Regions from separate parts of the Homo sapiens genome. Here region 1 is linked to region 2. A link is a loop called in an ENCODE intact Hi-C map of the cell type or tissue named here. Cell type or tissue: dorsolateral prefrontal cortex. All regions are shown on one strand. Each heading gives the region's core, and the rest is flanking DNA. Links, peaks and the distances in the headings are about the cores only. Region 1 holds the start of CEMIP (cell migration inducing hyaluronidase 1). Region 2 overlaps MESD (mesoderm development LRP chaperone).

What was found. Peaks named below come from ENCODE experiments on the same cell type or tissue, not always from the same donor. Only the 100,000 strongest peaks of a DNase experiment are listed, where the experiment ranks them.
Region 1: a loop joins it to region 2, with 6 times the contacts of the local background. A loop is called at or near these places in 82 of 110 quality-filtered maps.

Annotation. Positions count from the first base shown.
Region 1 is chr15:80,768,485-80,784,981 of GRCh38, forward strand. It overlaps CEMIP (cell migration inducing hyaluronidase 1), which reads left to right and starts at 10,886. Exons shown (of 30, transcript NM_001293298.2): 1 at 10,886-11,130. RefSeq lists a silencer at 10,508-10,787 and an enhancer at 11,408-11,913. In dorsolateral prefrontal cortex, for the core only: CTCF peaks have their summits at 8,123 (motif pointing left) and 8,330; a DNase peak (open chromatin) is centred at 8,117; H3K27ac peaks cover 400 bases.
Region 2 is chr15:80,962,341-80,978,837 of GRCh38, forward strand. MESD (mesoderm development LRP chaperone) reads right to left here. Exons shown (of 3, transcript NM_015154.3): 3 at 13,412-16,497. Among named protein-coding and RNA genes, the nearest start is that of MESD, 19 kb to the right of the region's middle. RefSeq lists an enhancer at 4,262-4,777 and silencers at 15,228-15,522, 16,388-16,497. In dorsolateral prefrontal cortex, for the core only: a CTCF peak has its summit at 7,882 (motif pointing left); a DNase peak (open chromatin) is centred at 7,881.

The DNA of each region.
Region 1 (16,497 bases), core at 6,771-9,270, 190 kb before region 2:
TTGTGTATAACAGTATGCCTTGGCTTTTAACTTTTTTTTTTTTAGTAAGTATTTTCTTTGTAAAAATTGTTATCTTTAGAAACACAGGAAGTGTTTTCATTTCTCTTCCACATATTTAGAACCAGTGGCCTCCCCTCAGAATGTTGCAATGCAAACACAAGCGTGCACAGCTTTTCTTCTGAAGACAGCGTATATTTCTCCAGCAAAATGGTTTATTTTAAAAGAACTAGAATGGCCTGACAGTATCCAACACTTCAACTGATGTAAAGGGGAACACTTTTAGGGTAATTTCACAAGTCAGTCTTTCTCACACACACAGAGACATACAGAAACACAAACACTACAAACCAATTGTTTTATAAACTTGCTTGCCTCCTGTATTTGCAAATTACATCAGCTTATTGACGTGGCTTATACTTTGACTAGAAGAGTTCATGTGCCCAGGCAGGACCTGCAACAAATACAGAATCACAAAACTAGGAGATTCCTTGACAAATATCTGGTATGAGATTACCCAAGATGGAGTGGGCCACAAATTTCTGGGAAGTAGGCAGGTGGTAGGGAAAAGGAGAGGAGGAGAAGAGAGGAAGAATTACTGCAATATATCCTGGAATTTATACTTTCTAACCATTATCTGTAAATGAAATAAATATATTTCACCTACATATTGATGGTTCTTTTCTAATGTAAATGATTAATAAGCCATTCTATAAATTCATTTTACAGCATTTTTGTACTCATTAGGATCCTATTTTTGTAAGTATTTTCTTAACCAATAATTAAGTACCAATCCTATCATGCTGGATTCTAGTGGTTCTCAGAGTGTGGTCATTAGACCAGCAGCATCATCTGGAAACTCGTTAGAAATGCATATTCTAAGGCTGGGTGCAGTGGCTCATGCTTGTAATCCCAGCACTTTTGTTACTGGAAAGGGATCCTGATCCAGAACCCAAGAAGAGACAGTTACTGAATCTTGTGCAATTAAGAATTCGGAGTGAATCCATAGAGTAAAGTGAAAGCAAGTTTATTAGAGAAGTAAGGTAACAAAAGAATGACTACTCCATAGGCAGAGCAGCGACATGGGCTGCTCGACTGAATATGCTTATGGTTATTTCATCATTGCATGCTCAACAACGGGTGGATTATTCATGAGTTTTCTGGGAAAGGGTAGGCAATTCCTGGAACTGAGGGTTTCTCCCCCTTTTAGACTATGTAGGATGACTTTCCGATGTTGCCATGGCATTTGTAAACTGTATTGGTGCTGGTGGGAGTGGCTTTCAGCATGCTAATGCATTATAATTAGCATAAAATGAGGAGTGAGCAGTGAGGACGACTAGAGGTCACTTTCACCGCCATCTTGGTTTTGAGGGTTTTGATCGGCTTCTTTACCACATCCTGTTTTATTAGCAGGGTCTTTGTGACCTTTATCTTGTGATACCAGTCTTGACGACCTTCTATCTCATCCTGTGACTAAGAATGCTTAACCTCTTGAGAATGTAGCCCAGCAGGTCTCAGCCTTATTTTACCCAGCCCCTGTTCAAGATGGAGTCGCTGTGGTTTGAATGCTCTGACACTCCTGAGGTGGGAGGATCTCTTGAGCCTGGGATTTTAAGGAACCTAGTGAGACCCTGTCTCTACAAAAAATAAAAAAATTAGTTGGGCATGGTGGTGCATGCCTGTGGTCCCAGCTACTGGGGAGGCTGAGGTAGGAGGATTGCTTGGCCATGGGAGGTCAAGGCTGCAGTGAGCTGTGACAACAAGCCTTTCCAGTGATTTGATCTGATTCATGCTATATTTAAATAAGTAAGGCATCCTACTGAGAATGAATTGCTCTAGAAATAGTTTTTAGAAGTAGTTCCTAGAAAGGAAAAGACTTACTGTTCCTTTGTCCTAGTAATAAGTGAGAACTGCTTTTAAAGCTACCCCAGTCCTTTGGTGACAACTTCCTTCTGTCAGTACACATGCTTCTGAAGGCCAGCCAATCAGCAACAGCCTCCCTCAGGGACCATGCTTCTAAAGGTTTTTTAATCCCTAAAAACTCCCACCGCTGAGTCAGCCAACCTCCAAGTCCTGCACTCCCCGAAGCTGTACAGAGATCAGCAGCATGCTGTGTTCACTTCTCCCATTGCTGAACTGCTATAGAGCAGCGGCCTCTTCCTTCCACAACTCCATGGAAAAGCTGGATTCAGTCCAGAGATCACCTGTCTGGCACTTACAGGGGTATACATTGCAAACACATGAGGTGAGCCAGGTGCGAGGCAACACTGAGTAAATGTGGCGACTTGGAGAGGCCGTCACATTGCTGTGACACATATACACACCACATGGGCCAAACCATGCACATCAGCAGTCCTGTGGTCTACAGGCCATCAGTCTGCAACATCCAAATTAGCGCAATCCTTCATTTCATACATTTAATTCATTTTAGGCAGTCCAGGAAGTATTAGGATTCTCCGGAGAGACAGAAAATTAAACATGTATATAAAATACTTATATATACAGTCATGTGCCTCATAATGATGTTTTAATCAATGATGAACCACAGTAGTGGTCCCAAAAGATTATATTATTATTATTATTATTATTATTATTATTATTATTATTATTTTCTTTTTGAGATGGAGTCTCACTCTGTCTCCCAGGCTGGAGTGCAGTGGTGCAATCTCGGCTCACCGCAACCTCTGCCTTCCGGATTCAAGCGATTCTTCTGCCTCAGCCTCCAGAGTAGCTGAGATTACAGGCACACCCCACCAGGCCCAGCTAATTCTTTTGTATTTTTAGTAGAGATGGGGTTTCGCCATGTTGGCCAGGCTGGTCTTGAACTCTAGACCTCAAGTGATCTGCCCACCTCAGCCTCCCAAAGTGCTGGGATTACAGGCGTGAGCCACTGCACCCAGCCAGATTATAATATTATAATTTTACTGGACCTCTTCTATGTTTAGATACATTGCCTACAGTATTCAGTACAGTAATGTGCTGTACAGGTTTGTAGCTTAGGAGAAATAGACTATACCATATAGCCTAGGTGTGTAGTAGGCTGGACCCTCTAGGCTTGTGTAAGTACGCATGCTATGATATCCACACAATGATGAAATGGCCTAACAATGCATTTCCCAGAACGTATTCCCCTCATGAAGTGATGCATGACTGGGTATAGATACACGAGAGGGGATTTATGAGGGGGATTGGCTCACACAATTATGGAGGCTGAGAAGTTCCACCACAGGCTGTCTGCACGCTGGTGACCCAGTGGGGCCGGTAGGGTGCCCCAGTCCAAGTTCAAAAGCCTCAGAACCGCGGAAACTGATGGTGTAACTCTCAGTTGGAGACCGAAGGCCTGAGAACCAAGGGGCCAATAGTGCAAGTCCTGGAGTCCCAAGACTGGAGAGGCTGAAGTTCGCATCTGCAAGGACAGGAGGAGGTGAATGTTCTAGGTCCTGGAGAGAGAGAGAGAAAGAGAGAAGGAAAAAAAATCCTTTTCTCTCCTTTTCTGTTTTATCCATGCTGTCAGCTGTTTAGATGATGCCCACCCACTCCGAGGGTGGATCTTCCCCACTCAGTCCACCAACTCATATGCCAATCTCCTCTGGAAACAGCCTCACAGACGCATTCAGAAGGGATGCTCTACCAACTCCATAGGTTTTTTGTTTGTTTGTTTGTTTGTTTTTGAGATGGAGTCTCACTCTGTTGCCCAGGCTGGAGTGCAGTGGCGCAATCTCAGCTCACTGCAAACTCCACCTCCCGGGTTCAAGTGATTCTTCTGCCTCAGCCTCCTGAGTAGCTAGGATTACAGGCGCCTGCCACCACATCTGGCTAATTTTTGTATTTTTAGTAGAGACAGGGTTTCACCATATTGGCCAGGCTGGTCTTGAACTCCTGACCTGGTGATTCGCCTGCCTCAGCCTCCCAAAGTTCTGGGATTGTAGGCGTGAGCCACTGCACCCAGCCCTCCCTAGGTATTTTTTAATCCAGGCAAGTTGACACTTAAAATTAAGCATCACACAGGGGAAGGAAATTGCCTGAGAGCAGAAACTGATCTAGTGACAGTTTGAACACAGCCCATTCCCATGCTGCTGCACTTTGTGTGCTTTGAAAAGAAGGTAAAGGATTTCGTGGCATTATAAAAAAATAACAATTATGCTTATGTTGTCATTGAAACCATGAGGCATGCGAGTTCCAGCTAAAGGTATTGGCAAGTCTACTCCTTAGTTGTCTGTGGATGAGCTAGAGTACCTAAACAGCATTTTACCTATCCACGTGGCCCCTGAACAACCTGAGTTTGAACTACATGGGTCCATTTATACATGGATTTTTTTCAATAAATACATTAGAACACTTTTTGGAGATTTGCGTCAATTTGAAAATACTTTCAGATGAACCTTGTAGACTAGAAATAATAAAAAAAATTAAGAAAAAGTTAGGCATGTCATGAATGCATAAAATATGTGTAGATACTAATCTATTTTATCATTTACTACTATAAAATATACACATATCTAGTATAGAAAGTTAAAATGTATCAAAACTTAGGCACACACTTATAGACCATACATGGCACTATTGGAAGTCCAAAGAAATGCAAATACAAAGATGCAATATTAAACCATAACTGCATAAAGTTACCTGTAGTACATGCTGTGCTACTGTAATGATTTCATAGCCACCTCCTGCTGCTGTTGCGGTGAGCTCAAGTGTTGTGAGTATCCGCTTAAAACGCCCTGTGACGCTAATCATCTCCACATGAGCAATTGTTTCTCCGGTAAATTGCAGATCTCAATGGAAAGTGATCTCTTGTGGTTCTTGCATACTTTTCATCCTCTTTAGTGCAATACCGTAAACCTTGAATAACACCATGCCTCTACTGAAGCTGGAAAGGGTCCCAAGGAGCAGAGAAAAGTCATGACATTACAAGAAACAGTTGAATTGCTTGATATGTGTCATAGATTGCAGTCTGCAGCTGCAGTCTCCTGACATTTCAGACAGAGGATTCGTCTTGTAAACAGACGTGTAAACTGATGGTATTGATACAGCACAGTACTGTAAATGTATTTTGTCATCCTGTGGCTTTCTTAATAACATTTTCTTTTCTGTAGCTTCTTTTATTGTAAGAATGAAGTATATAATACATATAACATAAAAAATATGTTTATGTTATTGGTGAGGATTCTGGTCAACAGTAGGTTATTGGTAGTTCAGTGTATGAGGAGTCAAAAGTTATACTTGGATTTTCTACTGTGCTGGGAGTTGGTGCCCCTAACTCCGCATTGTTCATGGCTCAACTGTATTTTTATTTTTTAAGCCAGGAGTTTCTTCTTGGGATTAGTGTATGAATTATAGTGAAGAAATGTTTATTTATTTGTGTGTCTACTGAGCATCTACTCAGGTTGTCATTGTGCTAGTCTGGGAACAGAAAGATAGGGAAGATGCATCCCTATTCTCCAGTGCTCACAGCTGGAGGTAGGGAGGCAATGGAAGACAAGCAGGGTTGGGGAGATCAGAAAACGTTTCCCAGAGACAGTGACATTTGAGTTAGGTCTTGAAGCGTACCTTCGCATGAGCCATGCAAAAAGAAATAAGAACTCTTGAGAAGTGCCCAAATTTTCCTGAAATGCACACATGGGAGTGTTCAGAATGCTGAAACCAGTAACACGGGAGTGATTATATAAATTATGTCCATATTAGGAAATGGCATAACACTGTAAAATAATATTGAAAGAAATTTAAGGCTGGGCCTGGTGGCTCAGCCTGTAATCCCAGCACACTGGGAGGTGGAGGCAGGTGGATTGCTTGAGCCCAGGACTTCGAGACCAGACTGGGCAACATGGGAAACCCTGTCTCTTCCAAAAATACAAAAATTAGCCAGTCTCATAGCCTGGTTTCAAAATATATAAATAAATAAATAGATTAAAATTTAAAAACAAAGAAATAAACAAATTTATTAAAAATGCTAAAAAATGAATAAAAGTTTTAAAAAATTTTTAGAAAGAGATTTAAAATGCAGGGAAATGTGTTTGATATATTATTAGTTGAAAAAACAGGCTTATTATTATATATAATTTTGTCATTTAAAAATTATTTATGTTTTCCTTTTTTTTTTAGAGACAGACAGGGTCTGTGTTGCTCAGGCTGGAGTGCAGTGGCTATTTACAGCCCTGATCACAGTACACCACAACCTTGAATGATTTTTCTGCCACAGCTTCCTGAGTAGCTGGGGCTACAGGCTCTGGCCACCACACCCGGTTTTAAATTTTTGACTAGGTAATAATTCACTTAGTTCAAAGAGAAAAAAATTACAAAAAAGCACATAAGGAAAAGTTGACATCCCACCCCTCTTCCATCTTCCCAGCCCTCACCAGAACTATCAATTGCCAAACAGGAAACCATATTATTTGTTTCTTGTGTGTCATTCTAGATAATTTCCTATGCATCCATAAATAATTGCAAATACAGAGTATTTTTCCGCCCCTTCCCTTTTGCACAAGTGGTAGTGTGCAAATGTATCATATATACATTGCTCTATGCTTTAGTTTTTTATTTTACTATATAAAATTTACCCTATTCCTGGCCAGGCACAGTGGCTCACGCCTGTAATCCCAGCACTTTGGGAGGCCAAGGTGGACAGATCACTTGAGGTCAGGAGTTCGAGACCAGCCTGGCCAACACGGTGAAACCCCATCTCTACTAAAAATACAAAAATTAGCTGGGTGTGGTGGCGCACGACTACAGTTCCAGCTACTCCAGAGGCTGAGGCAGGAGAATCACTTCAACCCAGGAGGCGGAGGTTGCAGTGAGCTGAGTTGGCACCACCACACTCCAGCCACAGCGACAGAGTGAGACTCCGTCTCAAAAAAAAGAATTCTATTCAGCTTTTAAACAGCTGTATAATACTCCATCATATAGATGCAACACTATTTAATTAGCCCTACTACTGGGCACTTAGGCTAGTTTGTTGTTGTTGTTGTTGTTTTACTATTAAAAATAGGGCTACAGTGTATAACCTGGTGCTATTTGTTTCACACATTATAGCTGTAAGATAAATTCCTGGAATTGCTGAGTCAAACATTATGTATATTTTCATAAATCTTGTCAAACTGCCCTCCCAAGTTGTACCAACGTAAGTTTTCATCAGTGATGTATGCAAAGGTTGATTCTCCACCCTTACTGGCCTCCTCCGCAGCAGAGGTAGGGTCAAACTTTTGGATTTTTGCCAGCCTGACAGGTATTTCGGCCTAGTATTAATTTGTATTTCTTCATTTATGTGTTAAGTTGAGCATCTTTTCAAATGTTTGTAAACTACTTGGGTCTCCTTTTCCATCGCATGTATGTTATCTTTATAGGAAATGCTCATTCGTGTATTCATTCATTGACGGTGGACTACACGTGGACTTCATGTTGGCCACTATAGGAGCTACTACAGGGTAGATGGGTAAACTTGAGAGACACAGCCCTTGCCCTCTCAGAACATGCAATCTGATGGAAGAGAATAATTTTGAGCTAGCTATTGAAGATTTATGGAACACTTACATACATTTATCTATTTGTGAAACTATATATGTAACTTATACATGGAAAAATGCTTGGCTATATACTGAAATTAACAGAAATAATTTTTGAGTGGAAGTGATTTTTTTTTCTTTCCTTTGTGTTTTTCTGTATTTTTCAAGCTTTTGTAATGTATACACATTATGTTTGATGTTAGGTAATTTCTTTTCTCTTTGTTCATTGTTTAAGTTTTTCAAGGTTGGTTGGTTGGTTGATTTTTTTACAGGGAACATGTGTGATTTTTTGCAATTAGAACAAAAGGAAATAAATAAGAAGAAGACATCATACATACACCGTTTACCTATGTTTTAGACATAAATAAAACACAGGAAAGAAGAGTTCTTTCTCTAGAGTGACGGTGAGTTTGAAGAGGAAGATATAGAAATCCACTTTCAGAGCTGGGATTTGCTGTCATAAGTTCCAGCACAGGCCTTCACTCACCAGAAAAGCTGAGGACATGTCTCTCTTCAGCTGGGCAGCCTCTTCTGTGTCCAACAAGACAGGAATCAACAGCTCTGAGAGCTGGAAATCTGGCCTCCGGATCCAGGCCTGGGAATTTCCCTTTTCTGATGCCAGCTTCAGGCCCAGTGTCTAAGGGCGACCCCTGTTGGTGGGACTTAAGTATGCTCATTATTCGTGAGCTGCTTCTCCAAGGGTGGAGATGCCCAATTCAGTTTTAATTTTTTGTGGGTCTGCTGGAAACCTTGAGGCCCACAGCCCACTCACACACTACCCTAACTACATCCTGCTTCCCTTTTCTCCTTGTCCTCCACCCGTCTACTCCAGGTTTTCCTGGACAACTGGGTCTGGAGGCTTGGCGTATGGAGCCACAGGTGTGGCCAACCTTTTAAACTGTAATAAGGCAGGCTGCTGTAGGGTCAGGTGCTGTCTTTGCTGATCAGCAGGTGGAGTGTGGAGGCCCTTGTTTTAGGGAACAGATGTGGCATCCTGTCAGCAGACTGAGGATGCCAGACTTGGGCAGCTTGAGGCAACAGTGAGCAGGCAGGCCAATCTACTGCACAAGGATGTAGCTGAGGGGGCTGCATCCCACCTGAGGAAGGTGGGTTGGAGGCAAATGCAAAGAATGGAGGAAGGGCAGGCTTTCTGGGTGGCAGGTCACACCATTGATGGGCGTTTCCCTTCTCTCTGGAGACTCTCTGCTGGGAGATTTCGGCAAGAATCAGAAAACTAACACAGCCTTTCTTGACCAGCTCTTTCCTGTCTCTGCATTTATAAGAGCAAGACAATGGATTGCGAAAGTGTGGGCAGTAAATCCACCAGTGTCATGTTGCTATATTTATCCATAAAGAATTACGCGGCACGCCCCGTTCATCACTGAGTGCTGAATGGCAGTGCTGAATGGAGAACTGGCTGGAGAATCTGGTTTTAGACATTCGGAGCCTGTTTGTAATTCATCAGCACTGCTCTTTTCCCCTGGGCATTGGTCTGTGATAAAGAAAACTGGATACCAGAGGAATGTGCTGGGCATTTCAGTGCTTTGAGAAAACATAGCCAAGCACTTCTCAGGGCCCATCCCTAGACAGGACCCTGCCTTTACCACTTCATCTCCCAGATGGCTGTGGAGCCAGCCCCTCACCAGAGAGCTACCTGGCTCCACTCAGGCCTCAAATCTACTGTCTGTTGATGGAAAATCCTGCATGTCGTGCCAAGCCAGGCTGATTCAAGGTCGACCTTTCTCCATTTGGGCCAAATGCCCAGCACCCCCAAACCCCTAACACACAACTCTTTGTGGGTCTGGTTTCTGGGAGCTCCTTAAGGAAGAAAAACATAAACAGGAATCATGGTGAGGACTGGGGAGAGGGGCCCTGGGTCGGGGGGGCTCCATTTTATTCGGCTGGAAAGAAAAGGTTGGGGAGGAGGGCTTGCCATTGGATCCAGTTCATTACTTCCCAATAAATCAAAGAAGGGCTGAGAATCCTGACCACCACCCCCAGTAAGGATCAAGTTCCGCTTTCTGGAAGAGGCCTAGAGGTGGATTGCAGGACTTCCCAGTTTAACCAGGTGACAAAGGCTTCTGCTTCAGCCCAGATGTGATCACAGACTTCCACAGCTTCTGCCGACCACAGCCTGGCCTTAAAGTCCAGACCTAGAGTCCCGGAGCTAGTGTGTACTACACAGAATGGAGACCTTGCCTGAGGAGCTGGTTCTCAGAGAACACTGGCAGGAAGGAAGAAAGAAATGTATATTCTAGGAGGCCTCTGCTAACCAGGAAAGGGGGCTGAGTCACACTCTGAAAGGTGGAAGAGGCAGAGAGCAGGTATCAACGCCCTCATTTTACAGATTAAAACAAAACAAGAAAAACAAACACTCCTCACCTCCCTGCAAAAAAACCACCCTGAGGCTCAGACAGGGGAAGTAGCTGGCCCTGGTCACACAGTAGGTTAGCGGCAGAGTTGAGAGGAGACTCCATATGCCCTAGGGATGTGTTGTGATGAACTTTTCCTACTGGTACTGTTTCCTCCCGCGAGGGAATGTCTAGACCAGCCGCACCTTCTTGCTTTGACCCTTCAGAACTTTGGCCTGTCCAGTTAAAGAGGCACAGAGCCCTCCTACCCACAGGGAATGTTTCTAACTTACCAAGCACCTATTATGTGCTTAGAACTTGGACTTTCCTGATCTCATTTAAGCCTCACCATTCTAGTGAGGAAGCATCACAGAACCCATTTTCCTGATGAGGAAACTGAGACTGGGAGGGGTTAAGATCCTGTACACAGTTGTAACTGGCATGTCTGAATCCAGTTTCAAACCAAGGTGCCTTTCAGTGAACACCCAAGCATCTTCCTCTCGGATTAACTGCTAGGCCAATACCAAAATCTCTTTCTCGGGCTACTCTTTTGCTGCTGAGTTAAAAAGAGATCCTGAGACTTAGCCTGGGACCCCGACTCGCGGCGATTCTGTGGCAGGCGCAGACCTTTTCTCCTGTCCTCCACTGCCTCTTTGCCTCGGAGGGCGCCCCGGGGCGCGAGCGGGGCACGGGCGACCCTGGCTCCTTGGAGGCCCGGGGACTTGCTCTCCGCGGTCCGCCGCGGCCGCTCCACCGAGTCCTGGCCTCCAGCGCCCTCACCTGGCTGCTGCGGGCGGGACTCTGCGCACCCGGGCTCCGCGGGCTCAGGTCTGCGTCTCCCAGAGCCGCCGCCAGAGCCCGCCCCGGTCCGGCCCGGGCACAGGGCCCCCGCCCCACTTGGGCAAGGCGGGGGCGCGTGGAGGGAAGTTTCATCGGGGGGCGAGGGAGGGAGCTTCGGTGCCGCGCGGGCGTCAGGGGCTCCTCGGGGGAGGAGTCAGTAAAAGTGGCTATAAAAGCGGCCTCTCGGCTGAGGGCCGGGGAGCTAGCGCTCAAGCAGAGCCCAGCGCGGTGCTATCGGACAGAGCCTGGCGAGCGCAAGCGGCGCGGGGAGCCAGCGGGGCTGAGCGCGGCCAGGGTCTGAACCCAGATTTCCCAGACTAGCTACCACTCCGCTTGCCCACGCCCCGGGAGCTCGCGGCGCCTGGCGGTCAGCGACCAGACGTCCGGGGCCGCTGCGCTCCTGGCCCGCGAGGCGTGACACTGTCTCGGCTACAGACCCAGAGGTAAGAGGGCCTGGCTGGGGGCGTCAGGGATGAGCTGACGGCCCATGCCACGGAAGAGAGGTAAGAAGTGGGGGCCCGCGCCTCCACCCGGCACAGGGTAAACGTTACCCGCCTCAGTTTCTGTTTGTCTGTCCACCCTGTGCTGTGCAGTCTACCTCTATCTGTCTGTTTGTCCATGCGTCTGTTGATGGGCACACGCTCTTGGCACTGTCCTCTGTGGGATTTCTCTGAGATCTTGTGATGCTTTACAAGCTGCAGGTGCCGGGGGGCGCTGGAGTCCCCAGAGGGCATCCAGAGGGGGCAGACTCCTGCTTTCCGTAGATTTTCCCCCTTCTGAATGGCACCGGGGGCTTGCGCCCGGGAGAGTGTCTCGCCGAGGAGGGAGTACCACAAGGGTCAGGTCTCGGTGTCCTGCCGACTGGGAGCCAGCTCACGCCGAGCTCTAGCGGGCGTGCGCCTAGCAACAGGTCTGCGCCCTGCTGCTCCTGCCTCAGCACGCTCTTCCTCCCAGTTTCCCTCGCCTCCCAGTGCCTCCGGGACAGCGCTAGGCACCCAGCGACGCGCTGGCGCGGGGCCGAGCTGAGGCAATTGCAATGTTAGATGAACCCGGGGGGCTCTGCTGATGTTTAGACTGAGACTCCAAACGTGGCATCGCTGGAAGAAGGTCTGGTGGTCCCTGGCAAAGGACGTCGGCTCCAAGAAAGGTCGCGTTAGGTTGTGAGGAAAGGCAGAGAGTCCTGGCAGAACGCTGGCCAGGTCTCCAGCTCGCCGCTCTGGGAACGAAGGCCAGTGACATTCTGGAATGGACCCCAAGGGATGCGTGTGCTCATGAGAGAGGAGCGCTGTGCGCCCTGGGTCCTCAGCCGCAGACACTCTCTGCGACAGCCGCTGTTCCCCAAGGGTCGGACGCTACGGCAGTCCCAGGAGTTCCGCCAGCTGCCGGGTTTGAGGTCCTGAGTCCTTCTCCAAGCAGCCAACGCTACCCACAGGTGAGAGCTCCCTTTAAAAACTAATCTTCTGATGTGTGAGCCAGTGCCTGGCTGCAGCCCCATACCAGGGACGGTGAGCCGGGGAGCGCGTCTCTCCATCCCTGCGGTCTGGAAAGTGATCCAGGGCGCGCCCGAGGGCGGGGAGCCGGCGGCTCTGCGTGCCCAGGCGCGACGCCACCATGGACAGCTCCCAGCCACTTCCTCCACTCGGGGTCTGTGGCCCTGGGTCTCCGGGGAAGTCGTGCGCTTTCTTCCCAGACCCAAGGCGTTGGGGCGCTGGGAAAGAGGAAAGGGACTGAGAGTCCGCTGGGGCCCTCGGTATTACCACTCAGGAGGCAGCCCAGCCCTCAGGAGTCTGTGGTTTGTGACCAGGTCCTAGCTGAGCCGGCAGTTCTGCAGGACCTCCCGGGGGCACTCTGTGGTTCTCTGGCTTTTCTATGACACCACGGAGACCCCTCAGAGCTGTTAGGAAAGTATGGCCCCTGAGAATCCGACCCAGGCAGTGAGATAATGCCAGATACAATTACGCCAGACATAATTAGGGATCCAGCTCAAACTGTTTTCTGTGTAGGGCACAAGTTCATGTGTTCCATCAAATTAAATTATTTATTTAGTACATATGGGATTGGGAGGATATATTAGTTTTACGATTAATGATAGAATGGAGAAGAAATCAAATAGAGCAAATTTATAGAGAAGGCAATCGGATGCATTTGCAAAAGCAACTATGCGGTTTTCTGATCCTAATAGTTTTGTTCAAAGCCCATGACTTTCTTAAAGCAATTTCCAAAGGCTCCTTTTTAGCCCAGTAGATGACTTTTCAAGTTGGTCACTTGAAACAGGGTGGAAAAACCTGTAGGGTTTAATCTGTGCACCAAATTAAAGATCTCCCTTCTCTGGTAAGAAACGACACTGGATGGGGCTCTTTTTGTCATTTCCACCCATACTGAAGTGTGTATCTTCCTTTATTTTAAAATTACAAGAAACGCAGGTCTGCTTTTTTTGTGTGTGACTGACAAAGGCCGACGGAGAGTAAAAACAAGTAAACACCTCTTATAAAAAAAAATTTTGAGACAGCATCTGTGACTTTGGGAAAGTTGCTCAAATGTTTTGTGCCTGTTTGCTGATATGTAAACTGGGAATAACGCAATGCCATCTTGCAGGGTTGCTATGAGAATTACAGTAATTGGTACAATGTAAAGCATTTAATCCAGTGCTGAGCATAGAGAAATCGTTTTAAATGGTAGCAATTACAGGTATATTTTAAAGACAGTTGTGCATTTCTTTTGAATTATGTTCACCATCCCTTTGCCCTCTCTCTTAACCTAGTAACTGTTTGATAGGGACTCCATCTTCACTTTATTTTTGCATCCGAGAACTTGTTGATGGAATTGATGAAAATGCTGGAGTTGATCACAATGAAAAAAAAATTCTTATTTAAAGACAAATGGAAGAACTTTTATGTGATAAAAATCGGTCAACTGTTTTCCCCTACCTACACTACTTGGAGGAAAGATAAAAGTAAGTTGTTTTCAAAATACTCTCACAGCCCTCTGGTTCAGATGATCAATTTTTCCTGATTGTTCTCTCACAAGAATGCAAGGTCTTCTAAGTGGCTTTGTTGTCTTTCTGCAAGTGAAGTACTCTTGGGTATTGATGGAGAGTGGCCTCTAAGGCCTGGTTTCTAGATCACTCCAGGATGAAGTAGGGGTTAGCTTTATGGAGTGGAACTTTGCCCAGGGGTTCACTGAGTGGTCATTGCCAAGCAGGAAGCACCTTACTTCATGCTTGAGCCTTGCTTAGGTGTGAGATTCTGACCAAGATACTTGCTCTGCCCAGAGCAGTGAGCACTTATTTGATCCCAGCTGGACTGGAGGGTCCCTTCCAGCTCTGCATTTCAGGGTTCTGTCTGGTAGACATCACTAATACATGACACACCACAGAAGTTTGGAGAATGGAATTGTATAGTACCCAGTCTTCCAGTTAGAGTTTTCTCCCCCCACAAAAGTGTGTGTGTGTGCGTGCATGTGAGTGTTTTTATCCCTGTCAGTTTTACATTCTGGTGCTCTTAGATTTTTATTCTTCTCCTCCTTCTGCTCTTAATAGCTCAGAAGGAATCTTAGCTTCTTCCGTCTAAAAGGATTGGAGCTGAAGAATACATGCTACAGATGCTCAGAATCTTTCTATGAGACTGCTGGTGACATGAACAGAGCAGGAGGACATGGGGCCTTGGATGACCTTGAATTCCTGGCTGTCTTCTGTGGACTCCCATGCAGATTCCAGTTTCCAGCATACCCATGGCTTTCTGGTAAGAAAACTATTGAACTACAGGACACTCTTGGAGTGAAGGCCAATGAGGGGAGGAACTGTCATGTAAAGTGGTAGAAACGAGCTCTTCATCAGTCCTGTGGCATTCTGCCTATTGCAACAGTATCTGAGTCCTCAGGACAGACAGAGCAAATGGCAAGAGTGGCATTCAGTGGGGAAGGCCAGCAGAGTGAAAGGGGTGAATTCAATTATTCTCATCAGCCTCCTTTGAAGCCTGCTGCTTAAGTGACCTCTTTTTAGTACCTTCTGTGGTATCGGCAAAGCATCACAATTTGATGGATTAAATGCAATTTGCATTTGCAGTTATAGCTCAAAAGAGAAATGCAAACATGTAGGTTGGGTTCCTAAATGGGAACAAAGTTGTATTTGTGAGTTGCATCCACAAGATAGCATATCTTTGAAAAGTCTGGACTACACATCTCTTTCTACATGATGGCACATACCCAGGTGTTTGATCTTATCAGGGTAAAGCATCAGCTATCTCTCACTGCTTGTTTTTTACCATTATCTGGAGGCAGTTTCAGTTTCCTTTGAACAGTGAATAGGAAAGGATCACATTCTTACTCTCTTGTATCTGGTTGGGTTGGCAGGAGGCTGGAAGTGGCAGTGGGTACTGGGGGAGACTTCTCAGTGCTGGGTTCCTTTCTACTGTTTTGCAAGCTATTCAGCTGGGCCTGAACCTCCTTTCCCTAAAGTCTGGCATGTAGAAACTTTGCTAATTTGAGTAGGATGGTGACTGTCATGGTGACTTTTATTAATATCTGCACCTCTTTGCTTTAGCTACTTTCTTCAGGGGCCATCTTATCCTCTCTGGCAGGCCCCTAGTCCTTCTTTTTCTTCTCTGTGCCCTGGCACCAGGCTTTGTTCAAGCTTGGTTCTTCAGAACGGAGGCTGCTTGCAGAGAAATGTCATCAAATATACATTTGCTGTCTGCTTAGTTCCCTTGGTGTTAGGAAACACACATGGCCACCCAGAGGGAGAGGAGCTGCTACTCCTCTCTGCCCCTGTTATTTTTTAGGGCCTGTCCCTAGACTCAGCTTGGCTCCAGGAATCTGAATCCATCCTTGCCTCCCCACCCCTGCAGGTGAGTGAGCCCTGGGGAGCACAAGCAGTCAGGCCTTCCTTGCACAGGCACCTGCTCAGAGCAAGGAGCTGGACAGCCTGGCTCCTTGCACTGGGATATCTTTGAGTCTTCTGGAAGGGCAGTCATATCAGGGGTTTAGATGCAACTTCAGTTTAAAGTGCTTTGCCCAGACTTTGAAAACCTTTGAAGACCAGGTCTTTGAAAGCCCTGTGAATTTCTTTCTCTCCTGTCAGTAGGAGAGCTGCACCATTAGACATTTTCTGTTACGGAGAAAGCATATCTAGATAGTTGTTCTGGCATGGAAGGTGTCCATGCCAGATTGCTGTCTTACCTGTTTTTAGACATCACACGGAGGAGGGAGGGCCACAGGCTTCCCCAGGAGCCTGCTGCACTCTTTGGCCCTCTCTGAGGTGAGGAGTTCATGCTGTTCTCCAGAGTCTTTATGGCTGTAAGGTATGCACTCAGCCCTTGGGACGAGGAAAGTGCAGTGGCCTGGAGGACAGGCACATTTTTCTGTGGCTCTGCCAGTCAGGAAAGGTGGGAACCATTGGAGTGTTCCTTGGGGACTGCTTGCTGCTTACTGTGACTGTACTCCTTGCCTGGACTATCAGCCAGGACCTGGGCAGGTTCCTTGACTTCTCTAGTCCTTTGTTTAGGGGTTAGGTTAGACCAGTGCTTCTTAGACTTAAAATATGCCAGCAACTCACAGGGGCACGTGTTAAAGTGAGAGTTCTGATTTGGCAGATCTGAGGTAGGGCCTGAGAGTCCACCTTTCCAACATGCTCCCAGGTGACGCTGCTGGTGCACAGAGCTGCCTTCAAGTCGTGGGGGCCTATGTCATTATGACATTGATGACTTTCTGTGATTCTGATTCCAATTCTTCTTGGTGTAATTTAAGTCAGTTCCCGTTGTCCGAGTTGAGGAAGCCCAGCTGGTCTGTGCCCTCCTAATGACCTTATAATGACC
Region 2 (16,497 bases), core at 6,907-9,406:
CAAGTTCTCAGACACCTACAAAGAGACTTAGACTCCCACACAGTAATAATGGGAGACTTTAACACGCCACTGTCAATATTAGACAGATCGAGACAGAAAATTAACAAGGATATCCAGGACTTGAACTCAGCTCTGGACCAAGCAGACCTAATAGACATCTACAGAACTCTCCACCCCAAATCAACAGAATATACACTTTTCTCAGCACCGCATCACACTTATTCTAAAATTGACCACCTAATTGGAAGTAAAACACTCCTCAGCAAATGTAAAAGAACAGAAACCACAACAAACTGTCTCAGACCACAGTGCAATCAAATTAGAACTCAGGATTAAGAAACTCACTCAAAACCGCACAACTACATGGAAACTGAACAACGTGCTCCTGAATGACTACTGGGTAAATAATGAAATGAAGGCAGAAATAAAGATGTTCTTTGAAACCAATGAGAACAAAGACACAATGTACCAGAATCTGAGGGACACATTTAAAGCAGTGTGTAGAGGGAAATTGATACCACTAAATGCCCATAAAAGAAAGCAGGAAAGATCTAAAATCGACACCCTAACATCACAATTAAAAGAACTAGAGAAGTAAGAGCAAACATTCAAAAGCTAGCAGAAAACAAGAAATAACTAAGATCAGAGCAGAACTGAAGGAGATAGAGACACAAAAAACCCTTCAAAAAAATCAGTGAATCCAGGAGCTGGGTTTTTGAAAAGATCAACAAAATAGACCACTAACAGGACTAATAAAGAAAAGAGAGAAGAATCAAATAGATGTAATAAAAAACGATAAAGTGGATATTACCACCAATTCCACAGAAATACAAACTACCATCAGAGAATACTATGAACAGCTCTATGCAAATAAACTAGAAAATCTAGAAGAAATGGATAAATTCCTGTATACATACACCCTCCCAAGACTAAACCAGGAAGAAGTTGAATCTCTGAATAGACCAATAACAGGTTCTGAAATTGAGGCAATAATTAATAGCCTACCAAACAAAAGAAGTCCAGGACCAGACAGATTCACAGCCAAATTCTACCAGAGGTACAAAGAGGAGCTGGTACCATTCCTTCTGAAACTATTCCAATCAATAGAAAAAGAGGGAATCCTCCCTAACTCATTTTATGAGGCCAGCATCATCCTGATACCAAAGGCTAGCAGAGACACAACAAAAAAAGAGAATTTTAGGCCAGTATCCCTGATGAAGATCAATGCGAAAATCCTCAATAAAATACTGGCAAACCGAATCCAGCAGCACATCAGAAAGTTTATCCTCCACGATCAAGTCGGCTTCATCCCTGGGATGCGAGGCTGGTTCAACACATGCAAATCAATAAATGTAATCCCTCACATAAACAGAACCAACGACAAAAACCACATGATTATCTCAATAGATGCAAAAAAGGCCTTCGAGAAAATTCACCAGCCTTTCATGCTAAAAACTCTCAACAAACTATATTGATGGAACAGATCTCAAAATTATAAGAGCTATTTATGACAAACCCACAGCCAATATCATACTGAATGGGCAAAAACTGGAAGCATTCCCTCTGAAAACTGGCTCCAGACAAGGATGCCCTCTTTCACCACTCCTATTCAACATAGTATTGGAAGTTCTGGCCAGGGCAATCAGGCAAGAAAAAGAAAGAAAGGGTATTCAATTAGGAAAAGAGGCAGTCAAATTGTCCCTGTTTGCAGATGACATGATTGTATATCTAAAAATCCCCATTGTCTCAGCCCAAAATCTCCTTAAGCTGATAGGCAACTTCAGCAAAGTCTCAGTATACAAAATGAACGTGCAAAAATCACAAGCATTCCTATACAACAGGAACACACAAACAGAGAGCCAAATCATGAGTGAACTCCCATTCACACTACAAAGAGAATAAAATACCTAGGAATCCAACTTACAAGGGATGTGAAGGACCTCTTCAAGGAGAACTACAAACCACTGCTCAATGAAATAAAAGAGGACACAAACAAATGGAAGAACATTCCATGCTCATGGATCAATATCATGAAAAAGGCCATACTGCCCAAAGTAATTTATAGATTCAATGCTATCCCCATCAAACTACCACTGACTTTCTTCACAGAATTGGAAAAAACTACTTTAAATTTCACATGGAACCAAAAAAGAGCCCGCATAACTAAGACAATCCTAAACAAAAAGAACAAAGCTGGAGGCATCATGCTAGCTGACTTCAAACTATACTACAAGGCTACAGCAATCAAAACAGCATGGCACTGTTGCCAAAACAGATATATAAACCAATGAAACAGAACAGAGGCCTGAGAAATAACACCACACATCTACAACCATCTGATCTTTGACAAACAAGCAATGGGGAAAGGATTCCCTATTTAATAAATGGTGCTGGGAAAACTGGCTAGCCATATGTAGAAAGCTGAAACTGGACCCCTTCCTTACACCTTATACAAAAATTAACTCAAGATGGATTAAAAACTTAAATGCAACACCTAAGACCATAAAAACCCTAGAAGAAAACCTAGGCAATACCATTCAGGACATAGGCATGGGCAAAGACTTCATGACTAAAACACCAAAAGCAATGGCAACTAAAGCCAAAATTGACAAATGGGATCTAATTAAATTAAAGAGCTTCTGCACAGCAAAAGAAACTATCATCACAGTGAACAGGCAACTTACAGAATGGGAGAAAATTCTTGCAATCTATCCATCTGACAAAGGGCTAATATCCAGAATCTACAAAGAACTTAAACAAATTTACAAGAAAAAAACAAACAACACCATCAAAAAGTGGGCAGAGGATATGAACAGACACTTCTCAAAAGAAGACATTTATGCAGCCAACAGACATATGAAAAAATGTTCATGATCACTGGTCATCAGAGAAATGCAAATCAAAACCACAATGAGATACCATCTCACACCAGTTAGAATGGCGATTAAAAAGTCAGGAAACAACAGATACTGGAGAGGATGTGGAGAAACAGGAACACTTTTACACTGTTGGTGGGAGTGTAAATTAGTTCAACTATTGTAGAAGACAGTGTGGCAATTCCTCAAGGATCTAGAACTAGAAATACCATTTGACCCAGCAATCCCATTACTGGGTATATGCCCAAAGGATTATAAATCATGTTGCTATAAAGACACATGCACACATATGTTTATTGTGGCACCATTCACAATAGAAAAGACTTGGAACCAACCCAAATGTCCATCAATAATAGACTGGATAAAGAAAATGTGGCACATACACACCATGGAATACTATGCAGCCATAAAAAAGGATGAGTTCATGTTATTTGCAGGGACATGGATGAAGCTGGAAACCATCATTCTCAGCAAAATATCACAAGGACAGAAAGCCAAACACTGCATGTTCTCACTCATAAATGGGAGCTGAATAATGAGAACACATGGACACAGGGAGGGGAGCATCACACACCAGGGCCTATTGTGGGGTAGGGGACTGGGGGAAGGATAGCAATAGGAGAAATACCTAATGTAAATGATGAGTTGATGGGTGCAGCAAACCAACATGGAACGTGTATACCTATGTAACAAACCTGCACGTTGTGCACATGTACCCTAGAACTTAAAGTATAATAATAAAAAAAAAGAAAAGAAAAAACAAATTGGCTAAATTGAGGTATAGCCTCCTCCCCAAAATAAAGATTAAAAATGATTATTAAAATGTTGATAATTATTAGAACTGGGTGACAAGGAATGGTGACCCACTCTATTTTTTGTGTGTACATTTAAGATATTTCCATGATAAAGTTTTTGAAAGTTAGAAATAACCATTTTAGAAAATACTTAGCATAACCAATCAAGAACTTTAAAAGAATCATCATCATTTTTTTTTTTGGACCTACTAATTACATACATATCTGGGGATTTAGCCTAATGAAATAGAGCATGGGTATGAAGATGCTCATTGTAGCATTATTTATAATGACTTGACAGGTTCAAATAACCTAAATGTTCATCTACACAGAAATGACCAAATAAATTATGGCCTCATTTGATGAACTATTATACCTCATCAAAATAATATTTACAAAGGGTTTGTAATAACAAACTACTCATTTGCAGAGCCAGTGGCAGAGGCCCTTTGGTTTCTGAAAGTCACAGAGTATTACAGACAGAGAGACCTGAGAGCTCAACGGGCCCAGTGCTCCCCATATTAGAGGTGTGTTCACACACACATGTGCACACACACACAAACCAAGCTTCCACCCCTCCTGCTGTGCCACTGCCCCCAGCTTCCAGGCTGCCTCTGTGTCCACTCATGCCTGCTCAAATCTCAGCTTAGTGGCCACCTGCTCCAGGAAGCTTTTCTCTGGCCTCCCTTGGAAAATCCCTCTGTTGCAAGCTACAAGCACCTTGCATAGTTGCCACTGTACACTGTGGGTGTGTGTATTTGATTCAGGCCCTCTTCTTCCATACCCTGCTGCCTCTCTGCTCCACAACCTTTGCACCTCTTCTCTTCCTCCTGATTCTGCATCTCAAAAGCCCAAATAACTGGCTTGAAGTGGCCAACTCCTCCTTATTGGGCAGTTCCGCTGGTTAAATTCCTCTGGGAAATGCTGGCCCATTCCAACTGAGGCCCATCGAGGTGATGCGCTCAAGGCATTGATTTTAAAACTAGAAGTAGAAGCCCTTGGCCGGGCGCAGTGGCTCACTCCTGTAATCCTAGCACTTGGGAGGCTTAGGTGAGCAGATCACCTGAGGTCAGGAGTTCGAGACCAGCCTGACCAACATGAAGAAACCCCCGCCTCTACTAAAAATACAAAATTAGCTGGGCATGGTGGTGCATGCTTGTAATCCCAGCTACTTGGGAGGCTGAGGCAGGAGAATCACTTGAACCCGGGAGGTGGAGGTTGTGGTGAACCGAGATCACACCATTGCACTCCAGCCTGGGCAACAAGAGTGAAACTCCATCTCAAAAAAAGAAAAAGAAAAAAGAAAAGAAAAGAAGTAGGAGCCCTCAGGGAGTTTTAATTTAGAGCAAGGACCTCAGAGAATTTGTAAGGAAGCTTCTATCCTAAGGGAGTCAGGGACCTCCTTTGCATTAGAATAAGGATCCCTATTGTCTTGTTTCTTCCAGACCCTGGCATGTAAATCCCAGGCCTGGCAGGACTTGCCACCCTGTTTATAGAAGAGGTAAGGCCCAGGGAAAGCAAGTATGGCACTCAATGTCGTCCAACTTGGAGCTGAGGTAGGAGGCATGGATCAAAGGGGCCCCAGTGTTTCTAGGCCTATGGCTGAAGCTCTCTCCTGCAGGAAGAATGCGGGCTGGCCTGAAAAACAGATGCAAGGCAGACCAGATGTCCCTGGGCATTCTTCACATTCCACCAACTGCAGCCCTCCTTGGCTGAGAGCTGCCAAGTCTGGGCTTCCAATTCATCAGCTTGGAAACTTCACCTCAGAAACTTCGGCAGACTTCTCTGGAGAAAACAAAAATTGCCCTAGGTCTGCCAGGGAACAGTGGTCAAAGATTTAAAATTGCAAGTTGGGCTGCTGAGATCCAGAATTTGACAAGCCCAGGTTTAAGCTGATTCAACAAGATCTATGGAGAGTTGGCCAAGTGGCCCCAACTGCAGGCTCAGGTTTTCCCAGATGCTGGATCAAGTGGAAAGGGGTCCAACATCTCAAGTTTCTGGCTTGTGACACTTGCGTGGGACCTCCTGAAATCTGCCTACCAAAAATTTCCTTGTACCAGCAAGCAGCATGGTCAAACTGCAGTCTCCTGCAGACCGCTTGGACTCTGGCAGCTCTGCCCCTTTCAGGGCAAACCATCTCACCTGAGAGCAGGTCCTCAGCCATGCAGGTATCTGAGAGCAGAGCACCAAGGTGGTGGGAACGGCAGATGTTTCTGCCTGGAAGGAAGCTGACCCGCTCTGCTCTGGCATACCCTACACTGGGCAAGGTGGCCATTCTCCTTCTGGAGCAATCTCTGTGGCCCATGTAGAATTCCATCCCAGCCCCTCCCTTAGAGTGTCAAGCCACAGTGAAAACTGCAGTGCCTCCAGAAGAAAACAGCCCAGGCAGGATGTTATCCTGCCTTCTCCTAGCTGTGACTCTCAGCAAGGGGCTTAACCCCTACAAGCTTCTGTCTAGTCACCTGAAGCACAAAACACACACACAAATGATAATAGTTAACATGTACTGAAAGCTCTGTTGGCCAGGCACAGTGGCTCACACCTGTACTCCTTTGGAAGGCCAAGGTGGGAGGATCGCTTGAGCTCAGGAGTTTAAGACCAGCCAAGGTAAAATAGTGAGACCCCACCTCTTTACTTTAAAAATAAAATAAAAAAGAAAGCTGTGTTAAGTGCTTCACAGGGACTTGCTCATTTAATCCTTATAATACTTCTCTGAAATGGGAACTTTTATTAGCACCTACAGGCTTAGATGAGTGAGGTCCTTAAATAACTTGTCCAACATGATACAGCTAATAAAATGCAGAGCTGGGAAGTCCAACACCAGAACTGTGCTTCAAAGGGCCACATAGTAAATGTTAACTAATACCAACCTTGTGGGGTTGTGAAGGGTAAATGAGGTCGGGCACAGTGGTTCACACCTGTAATCCCAACACTTTGGGAGGTCAAGGTGGGAGGATTGCTTGAACCCAGGAGTTCAAGACCAGCCAGGGCAACATAGGGAGACCCTGTCTCTACAAAAAATATTAAAAAATTAGCTGGGTGTGATGGTGCACACCTGTGGTCCCAGCTACCCAGGAGATTGAGGTGGGAGGACCACTTGAGCCTGGAGGTCGAGGCTGCAGTGAGCTGCCATCGTGCCAGTGCACTCCAGCGTGAGCAACAGAGTGAGACCCTAACTGAAAATAAAATGAGAGTAAATGAAATAAAGTATGTAAAGACCTGCACACAGTGGGTAGCATGTCACAGTTAGGTAAGGATGTCCAGAGCTTGCACACAGTAGGCACACTCCATGCTGAAAGACATTGTGTGTCTTTTAATATTCAACCTGTAAATACCAAGAAGGCAGGGACCTTGCCTGCCTTGCTATCTTTATCTCCACTGCCTGCACACTTCCCGAAACTTATTGGTGTTCAGCACTTACATGGGGAGTGCTTGTATCAACACTTGGCACATGGGTCTGAGAAGAGGTCCAGAGAAGGGGAGCAGCCCCTCTCCCAAGCAGATTACAGTGGCTGGTGTCAGTTTTGGAGTCTGCCTGCCTGAGTTTAAATCCTGGGTTTGAGGCTGGGCATGGTGGCTCACGCCTGTAACCCTAGCGCTTTGGGAGGTCGAGGCAGGCGGATCAGTTGAGGTCAGGAGCTCGAGACCACCCTGGCCAATATAGTGAAACCCCGTCTCCACTAAAAACACAAAAATTAGCCAGGTGTGGTGGCGGGTGCCTGTAATCCCAGCTACTCAGGAGTCTGAGGCAGGAGAATCACTTGAATCCGGGAGGCGGAAGTTGCAGTGAGCCGAGATGGCGCCACTGCACTCCAGTCTGGGCGACAGAGCAAGGCTCTGTCTTAAAAAACAACAACAAAAAATCCTGGCTTTGTCACTGCCTTGCAGCGTGACCTTGGGGAAAATACTGAATGGCTATGTGCCTCAGTTTCCTTGTGTGCAAAATGGGGATGACAGTATTTACTGCATAGGGCTGCTTGCTATGAGGATGAAGTAAATTAATATTACTAGAACAGTACACATGGATAAGATAATCCCTTGGATTTCCAAGAGAATTCAGAGAGAGAGGTGTATGCAGATTTTCACAGATATTTTGCAAGCACAGACTGAGCAGTCTGTTAATTAAAATAATAGCTGAAGAATTCTCACCGAAGGATCAGTGGCAAATTAGAGACACATGGTGGGGAAGCCGTGAGGCACAGCTGGTCTCTGCTGCCCCCTAGTGGGTACATCCTTTAATTTTTAAATTGACTTTCCTTTAGGAGATGATAACCACTGCAGACAGCTTCCGAAAAAGGTTCTAGTCAAATCACTTTCCCAAGCTGTGCTTTGGTTATATGGTGGAGAGAATGAACAATTCTACTTCACTTAATAGGGGTCTTACGAAGTAGTAAAGGCACTCGCTGGCCTCGTGATCACTGGCAAATCCCCTTCCCTCTGGGCTCACTCACCTGTAAACTATCTACTCCTCCACTGCAGGGCAGGTGTGAGGCTCACATGCAGTGCATAATGGGAAGTGTTGTACTTTCTGACATCAAAAACGTGTTCTTCATCATAATTATCGTTGTCTTCCTCTCTGCTTCCCGGCCCCAAATGAACTCCGTAGCTAACTCAGCCACTCCTATTCTTCGGAACTTTCCCGCTCAGACCTAGTCAAACAAAATCAGTGTCTGATGGTAGTTACGGCAGTAAGAACAGATTTAAATCAGAAAGTACTGCAATAAGGGGAAAGAGACCTCAGTACAGAAGTGGGCTCAATTCTGAATACAGCATGCACAAACAGGTTTTTACCCCAGCCAAGGAGCAGGATGGGGGCAGTAGATGGAAAATGACTAAGAGGAAATGTCAGGGGTAGCACGGATTCTGGTTAAACAGACCTAACAGGATTATGCTGAAGGTAGGCCTGGGTGATCAGATATCACCTGGGGGCGGGGTGGAGGATGGAGAATTTGATCAGATATTGAGTGATTAGATATCAAGGGTAAGAAGTTCTCAATAAATTGATTAACAGGATTCTTGCTAAAATGGGCAACTCAAGCCCCACAAGAGCAGACACTGAAAGTCAATGCTTCAAGGGCTTCAAGGAGCCTCACTGGAGGCTGGTCAAGAAGAGAATATTTGTCAACTGCTACCCCAGAGGATTCCTACTGCAAGTCTTTGTGGAAGAGCTTGATCTTTGCCTGCTGTAAATGGCTTTCAGCTCCAAGCCCTGGCCTCACCCTACCTGGTCAACGAGGTACCTGACAGCCTAGCATAGGAAAACAATGGCCATCAGATTGCACAGTCAAGGGTTAATTTCTATTTTCAGTCAAGAGCATTCACATGCAAAGCCCTAGAAATGACAAAGACCCCTCCTTAGAAACTTTAGTTGGGCTCCTCTGAGCCATCTTCTCAGCTAGGCCTTGACCTTGGACTGCTGAGCCCAGCGTTAGCAACAATCCTAAGTCAGTTAATAAGAATCCCCCTGCCCCTGATATCTAATCAAGTTCCTCTTAGTAATTCTCCACCCACTGATCCCCTCACTCTGCTCCTCTGCTGTAAATCCCCAATTGTCTTCACTGTATTCAGAGTTGAGTTCAACTTCTTCCCTTATTCCAATAGGAGCAATAAAGTCTTAAAACAATTTTTTTTTTCCAGCCAGGGTCTCACTCTGTCCCCCAGGCTGGAGTACAGTGACACAATCACAGCTCACTGCAGCCTCTATCTCTCAGGTTCAAGAGATCCTCCCGCCTCAACCTCCTGAGTAGCTGGGACTAAACAATAATCAGGGACACAGGAAAAAGTAGGACCTGAGACAAGTAGGACCACGCCTGTAGTCCCAGCTACTTGGGAGGGAGGCTGAGGTGGGAGGATTGATTAAGCCCGGGAGGTGAAGGTTGCAGTGAGCCAAGACTGCACCATTGCACTCCAGCCTGGGCAACAGAGTGAGATTCTGTCTCAAAAAAAAAAAAAAAGAAATCGACACCAAAGGACTAATCTTAAGGAAGGAAAACTGCTCATTTCAACGTTATTGATAATTGTGGATAACTAAAAAAACTCAAATATAGAAAAAAATAGAGAGCACAGATACAGGCCCGGTGCTGGGGACTTTACACATGTGCTTCGTCTCACTCCCTCACATAGATGGATAAGTAGAGATCAGGAAAAGTTAGAGAGGATCAGACCTGCAGAAACCTCTTCAAAGTAGCCCTAGGGAAAAGTTTCTCATAGGAATACAGAGCTCTCAGAATTCAAGGAAAACTTGAATATCAAAACTCAGGAGGTCGAACACTTAGGGCAAGTGTAGAAACTTAACTAACACACACATTCTTGCAATTCACTGTGGCTGCTGCACTATTAATGCCTCAGCTATCAAATCATCCAGTCTCTGGCTGAGAGAGGATCTGATTTGTCAACCTGGTTGATGGTGACCTGGGTCAGATGCCCACCTCTGGTCCAAAAGACCATGACCATCCAGGGAGGGTGGGAGAGCAGGGCAGGGCTGTGCATGTAAACACAGCAGCCAGAGCTGTGGGTAGAAGTACATGCTCCTAGAAAGGGACATGGATCGTGAGGCAGAGATTGGACTCAGGCACGTGTAAGTAACAAAACCATGCCTGGTCCAGCCCTACTGTCTTCACTACATGAATCTGTTAAGTAGAATTATGGCACAGCAAGAGGACGGGAATATTACACAGCCACTAAAACGCTGAACGCAGAGACCAGGCAGCAATATAAAAACTTCATTACAGGTTGGGCGCAGTGGCTCACGCCTGTAATCCCAGCACTTTGGGAGGCCGAGGTGGGTTGATCACGAGGTCAGGAGTTCGAGACCAGCCTGGCCAACATGGTGAAACCCTGTCTCTACTAAAAATACAAAAAATTAGCCAGGTGAGGTGGCAGGTGCCTGTAATTCCAGCTACTTGGGAGGCTGAGGCAGGAGAATCACTTGAACCCAGGAGGTGGAAGTTGCAGTGAGCCAAGACTGCACCACTGCACTCCAGTCTGGGCAACAGAGCAAGACTCTGTCTCAAAAAACAAACAAACAAAAAAAACAAAAACCTTCGTTACTATATAACGCTGAGTGGAAAAATTGTAAACCAAATTCTGTTTCTGCTATGATGACAAATATGTGAATATAACGCTCAGATGTAATGGACTCAAAGGGATCTTGGCCAAATGAAAACAGCTTGGATAGCTGGGACGGTGTGATGGTAAATGAATTTCTTCCTTTTATAGAGAACTTTTAACATTGCTGTGCTATTATTTTAATAAAAATAAAGACTTCAAGGTGGGTGAATCACTTGAGCCCAGGAGTTTTGACAGCAGGCTGGGCAACATGATGAAACCTCGTCTCTCGAGAAAACAACAACAACAACAACAACAAAACCCCACAAAAATTCGCCGGGTGTAGTGGCGTGCACCTGTAGTCCCAGCTTCTCGGGAGGCTGAGGTGGGAGGATGGCTTGAGCCTAGGAGGTCAAGGTTGCAGTGAGCCATGATTGTGCCACTGCACTCCAGTCTTGGCAACAGAGGCCCTGTCTCAAAAAAAATAAATAAATAGTTCAGTTCTTACTATGAACACAAACCCTGGGATTCAGGGAATATGAACTTCTAAGCACAAGGACATAAATACCAACCACAGACTGCAGGAGAAGGTGGTGAATCTGCCCCTGGCCCTGCCAGCCCCGCCTCACTGCCTCACCCTATTCACCCCCTCGACAGATCCTGTCTTTATTTAGAATGCTCATCTTTTATTCATCATGGTTTTTGTTTTTTTTTTAAAGAAAACATTTTTTGGTTTTTAAAAATATTGCATTAAAATACTATTTAATTACCGAGTTTTGTGCTGCCCTTCAAATTGTGTGCCTGGGGCAAGTGCCTCCTGCCTTTGCCCAAAGCCACATATTGCATGACCTTTCTTCTCCGGAGATCGGAAGAGAAAGGGTTACTACAGAGTGAAGCAAAGAACATCCCAGCCTTTCCCTTCCTGAGGAAGGGACTCTCTGCTATCACGGGGGAACTCTCTGAAGTCTTGGCAATCATTTTTCCTTGTAATAGCAATTATGGTTCCCCCCCCCACTGGGGAGAAGAACCCTAGTCTAGGACACTCAGGAAAGCCACAGGAGAGCAGAGGCTACCTGTCAAGCAGAGCCACACACAGCCTTGTCTGAGCCCCTCTCCTTTCCGGTTCAGCTATAGGAAAGCTGAGAGAAGGCAGTACTCCGCCCTGGAACTGCAGCTCCTGGCGAAGCAGACAACGCTCAGATACGGAGGGAAAAGAGCCAGCGAGAATTCACCTGTGACACTTGTACAGGCTGAGGTCTAGGAAAAGCTGTGTCTGCCTAATAAGCATGAATAAGAGAGGGAAAAAACAAAGATGTGGCATCTACCCAAACATTTTGGAATTAGAAAACAGCAGCAATAAAAGAATGTAGCACACAAATACAGATAAATATTCAATCCTGGGGGAAAATATAACCCAAGGTGAAGATTCTCCATTTGGATTTTTTGAGTAATAGAAGTTAATAAAAACTTGAATTTTAATAAAAACAGCTCAAACATGAGATAAAAACGGAATATTTAAAAATATAAAATGTGTATCAGAGCTAAAAAAAAAAAAGAAACCCAAGATACCAATACAAAACTAAAGTTAACAGAAGATAAATTTTTCCAAAATAATGGGGGAGGGGGGAGCTGAATCTGCAATCAATTAGAAATTACACAGCATGCTCTAGAAGGATTAAGAAAAAAGATTCAGAAAAAAAAAAAACAACACTAAGACTTTTCCTAGAAAAATTACTAAATGTTAAGTATGAGTTGCATAAGTAAAAAGGAGCTGAATGCTATTTATTAATTTTAAAAAATTATTTAAAATTTTTAAAATTTTTCAATTAAAAAAAGAATGAAGAATCCCTAAGGAGTCTAAGAAAAAGCAGTCATAAAGGAAAAAAATTTTTAAATCAGTTACAAAATCCCCCAAAACAAACAAAGAAACATAAAATCAAATTTAAAAAAAGAAAAAGAGAAAAAGCAGTCACTTCTAGGGGAAAGACAGGGGTGGCCTCACACCTCTCCAGTGGAGCCATGTGTAAGAAGAGCTGAAAGGTAGAGCTGGGCGTGGTGACTCACAACTTAATACCAGTGAATCGGAGGCCGAGGCAGGAGGATTGCTTGAGGACCAGCCCAGGCAACATGGTGAGACACCTCCATTTCTCCAAAAAAAAAAAACAAAAAAAAAAAAACCTAGCCAGGCATAGTGGTGCATGCTTGTAGTCCTAGCTACTCGGGAGGCTGAGGCAAGAGGATGGCTTGAACTCAGGAGTTTGAGGCTGCAGTGAGCTATGAACACACCACTGCACTCTAGCCTGAGTGAGACAGCAAGAGACCCTGTCTCTTAAAAAACAAACAAACAAACAAAAAACTTCCAGGGAAAAAAGCAAGGCTCAGAAATGTCCTACCCTGCATGCTCTTGTCCAAGCATAAAGGCGGACACTGTGGGTGCAGAAGGTGGATATTATGTATCTTGTCAGTATACAAACACTATTAAACAATAATCAGGGACACAGGAAAAAGTTTGTGAGTTCCTTTCCCTTGTTCAGTGGTTAATGCATACTAAGTTGGTTTAATTTAAAAAAAAAAAAGAGGTTTAACAGTATAAGGGAAACCACCAGAAGTACAAAAGCCACAGTATCACCATCAAAACCAGAAAGCCTGAGGATGAAGAAGGAAAGATGTGTATATCTGATACAGGTTTCATAATTGATAGTCAAAAGATATCATCCAAATTTATTAGATCACTAGATATTAAAACAAACAAGACAAAAAGGAAGACAAATTCATTAAAAACAGGACATTTCTCCCAGCTATTTGGGAGGCTGTGGTGGGAAGATCAATTGAGCCGGTAGGTAGAGACTTCAGTGAGCCGTGATCCTACTGCACTCTAGTGAGGGCAACAGAGTGAGACCCTGTCTCAAAAACAAAAACAAATGACATTTCTCTTAAAAAATTTTTGTTTCGTTTTTTTGAGACAGAGTCTCATCCCGTCATCCAGGCTGGAGTGCAGTGGCCTGATCTTGGCTCACTGCAACCTCCGCCTCCCGGGTTCAAGCCATTCTCCTGCCTCAGCCACCTGAGTAGCTGGGATTACAGGCCCGCACCACCACACTCGGCTAATTTTTAGTAGAGACAGGGCTTCACCATGTTGGCCAGGCTGGTCTCAAACTCCTGACCTCAACTGATCCACCCACCTCGGCCTCCCAAAGTACTGGGATTACAGGCGTGAGCCACTGTACCCAGCCCAACATTTCTTTTGCTCATGAATCTGCAGACTGGGCAGACTGTTTCTCAGCTCAGCTTATGTTGGCTCCCCTCAGTGTCAACTAGGATTGCTTGAAGGCTGGGGCTGGAAATGTTTAAATCTTATCCACATGTCTGTGCCTGGGCTGGGAAGACTCATGCAGCTGGGGTTGGAGCAGGTGGGCCTCCTGGGTATCCCTCTCTCTACGTGAAACACTGTACGCAGCCTCTCCAGTATGGTGGCTTCAGGGTAGCCAATTAAGATATGGTTTTACAATCTATTAAACTGGTAAATGTGATGCCCAAGGCTGGCAAGGATAGATCTATTGTTGGCAAGGGTAAGCTGACTAAACCACTTGGGAGGGCAATTTGGCAATACACACCAAAATGTTAAATTCCGTTTGCTCTAATAATTCTACTGCTAGGAATTTACCTTTCAGATATAAACAAAAGTGTACCGAAATATTTTGTATGAAAATGTCCACTGCAGCACTGAATATACCAGCAAAAAATCTGAACACTCAAGTGTCCATCAGCAGGGACTATGCAGTGAAACAGTGGTTCAAACCTCACCATCACCCTGCTGATGTAGGACACCTTCAGCTATGGCCTGCACTACTGAAGCACCTCCCAGCTCACGGCTCACACCTGCTGGGGTCCTCTTCTGATCACTTCTCCTGTGCAACCAGTGCAACCTGGACTGCCTTTCACACCCACCCCATCACAATTAAGATCCACCAGGGCGTCCCAAACTCCTACCAAACTCCATGTGCTACGCTCCTCCAACCTGGGCCTGCACTGGGCCCCAGCCTCCCCGCTGGCCTTCCTGCTGCCTCTCCCTCTGCCACTTCTAGCCACAGGGTCTTAGCTCAGACTGTTTCCTCTGCCTGCCTTACTCTATTTCTCCTCTCCTCCTCTTGCCCTCAGAGAAGGCCTCTGGTTTTCTTAACCTGGTCAGGGAAGATTCTACCTCCCCCTACCCTGCCCCTTTCATACTTCTAACAGCTGCCATTTTACTTTGTACATTACTGACATTTGTCTTCCCCCACCGAATCATTGAGTTTTACGATAGCAGAGGCTGTATCTACACCGTCCTGGCACCTTGTAGTACCTAGTACATAACAGACACACAGAAACTACTGGGTGAAGTGGGGGCACACTGCACAGGAAACAATGAGACAGATCTGCACATTCTGACATGGGAAGGCTCCTAAGTGGAAACAGAAGGTACAGGGCGGAGTGAAAGCTTTGCTACCTTTTGCTTAATTAAAGCAATTATCTCATCAAAACAGCTGCTTTATACTGGGCCATTATGGCTATGCAGGACAGTAACCCCATCAAACTGCCCTGAGTACAACAGAAAAAGCCCACAGACAGGGCTTGGTTCAGCCACGGCATGATTCAGGGACTCGTTTATGCCACCAGGGTGTGGCGCTCTCTCCCCACTGTCAGACAGTTCTCTTCTCCAAGGGCGGGGCCTACAACAGCTCCCGCTCCAGGTTCAAGATGCAGGAGGAACAAGAAAAGCCTCTTTCAGGGCCTAGTACCCTAGTACGGTAGATCACACAGGCCTCACCCTGGAGAGGGCATGGCCTGGAGGGTGGGGGGACTGCAGGGCAAATGTCCCATCCAAAGCAGAGAACTGAGAATGCAGAGGGTGTGGTTCTTTCGAGGGAAATGTGAGCAGCTACCAAATTAAGGGGAAACAGATGCTGTGAGGCCAAAACAAACATACATCACCATAAGTACATTTACATAAGTAAATGTACTTTTTTTTGGTGGATGGGCAGGGAGGGGGATGTGGGGGCACAAATTGTTAACAGCAGCTTCCACTGGGACAAGCTACCACCGGCGGCAAGAGAGGGATACACTTTTCACTTTGTACCATTCTTTAACACTGACATTTTCTAACCATGTAATGTGCTACTTTTAATTTATTAAAATCACAATTGAGGGTTTTTCCCAAAGAATTTTAGTTCTTAGAAATGACATCTGTATATAAATGTTCTAACTCTTATTCACAGTAGGCTCTAACATGAACGGCAAAATCAGACATCAACAGTAGCACATCATGTTACTCTATACGAAAGCACAGATTTAGGCACTTTATCAAAGAAAAATGTTTAGAAACAAATGAGGTTATTGAGTCGTCTGTCACACTCTGCAAAGGACTCTGATTCCCTACTTAAATCCTTTAAAACTGTCACATTAAATGGAACATATAACCCCTCGACACCAGCAGTACTCTTTCCTAAATAAGGAAACAAAACAGAACCCCTAACTTTACAGACCACATAAAACCTGACAGACACCAAGAGTTCTCTTACTGATGAGTAAGATTCAAGTCAAAGAAATTCAAAACTACTTAGGATTTCAAGTGACATATTTTCTATTCTCCGCATTTCCTGCATAGATTTTGGATTTACACACCCTGGCTTCCTGGCTACAGACATCTGAGTTCACAAAGCATATTTTACCTTTAACATAATGAAAATGATGTATATGGCATGAAGAGTTTACTCAATTAAGTCAAGAGTTTTAAAGTCTTC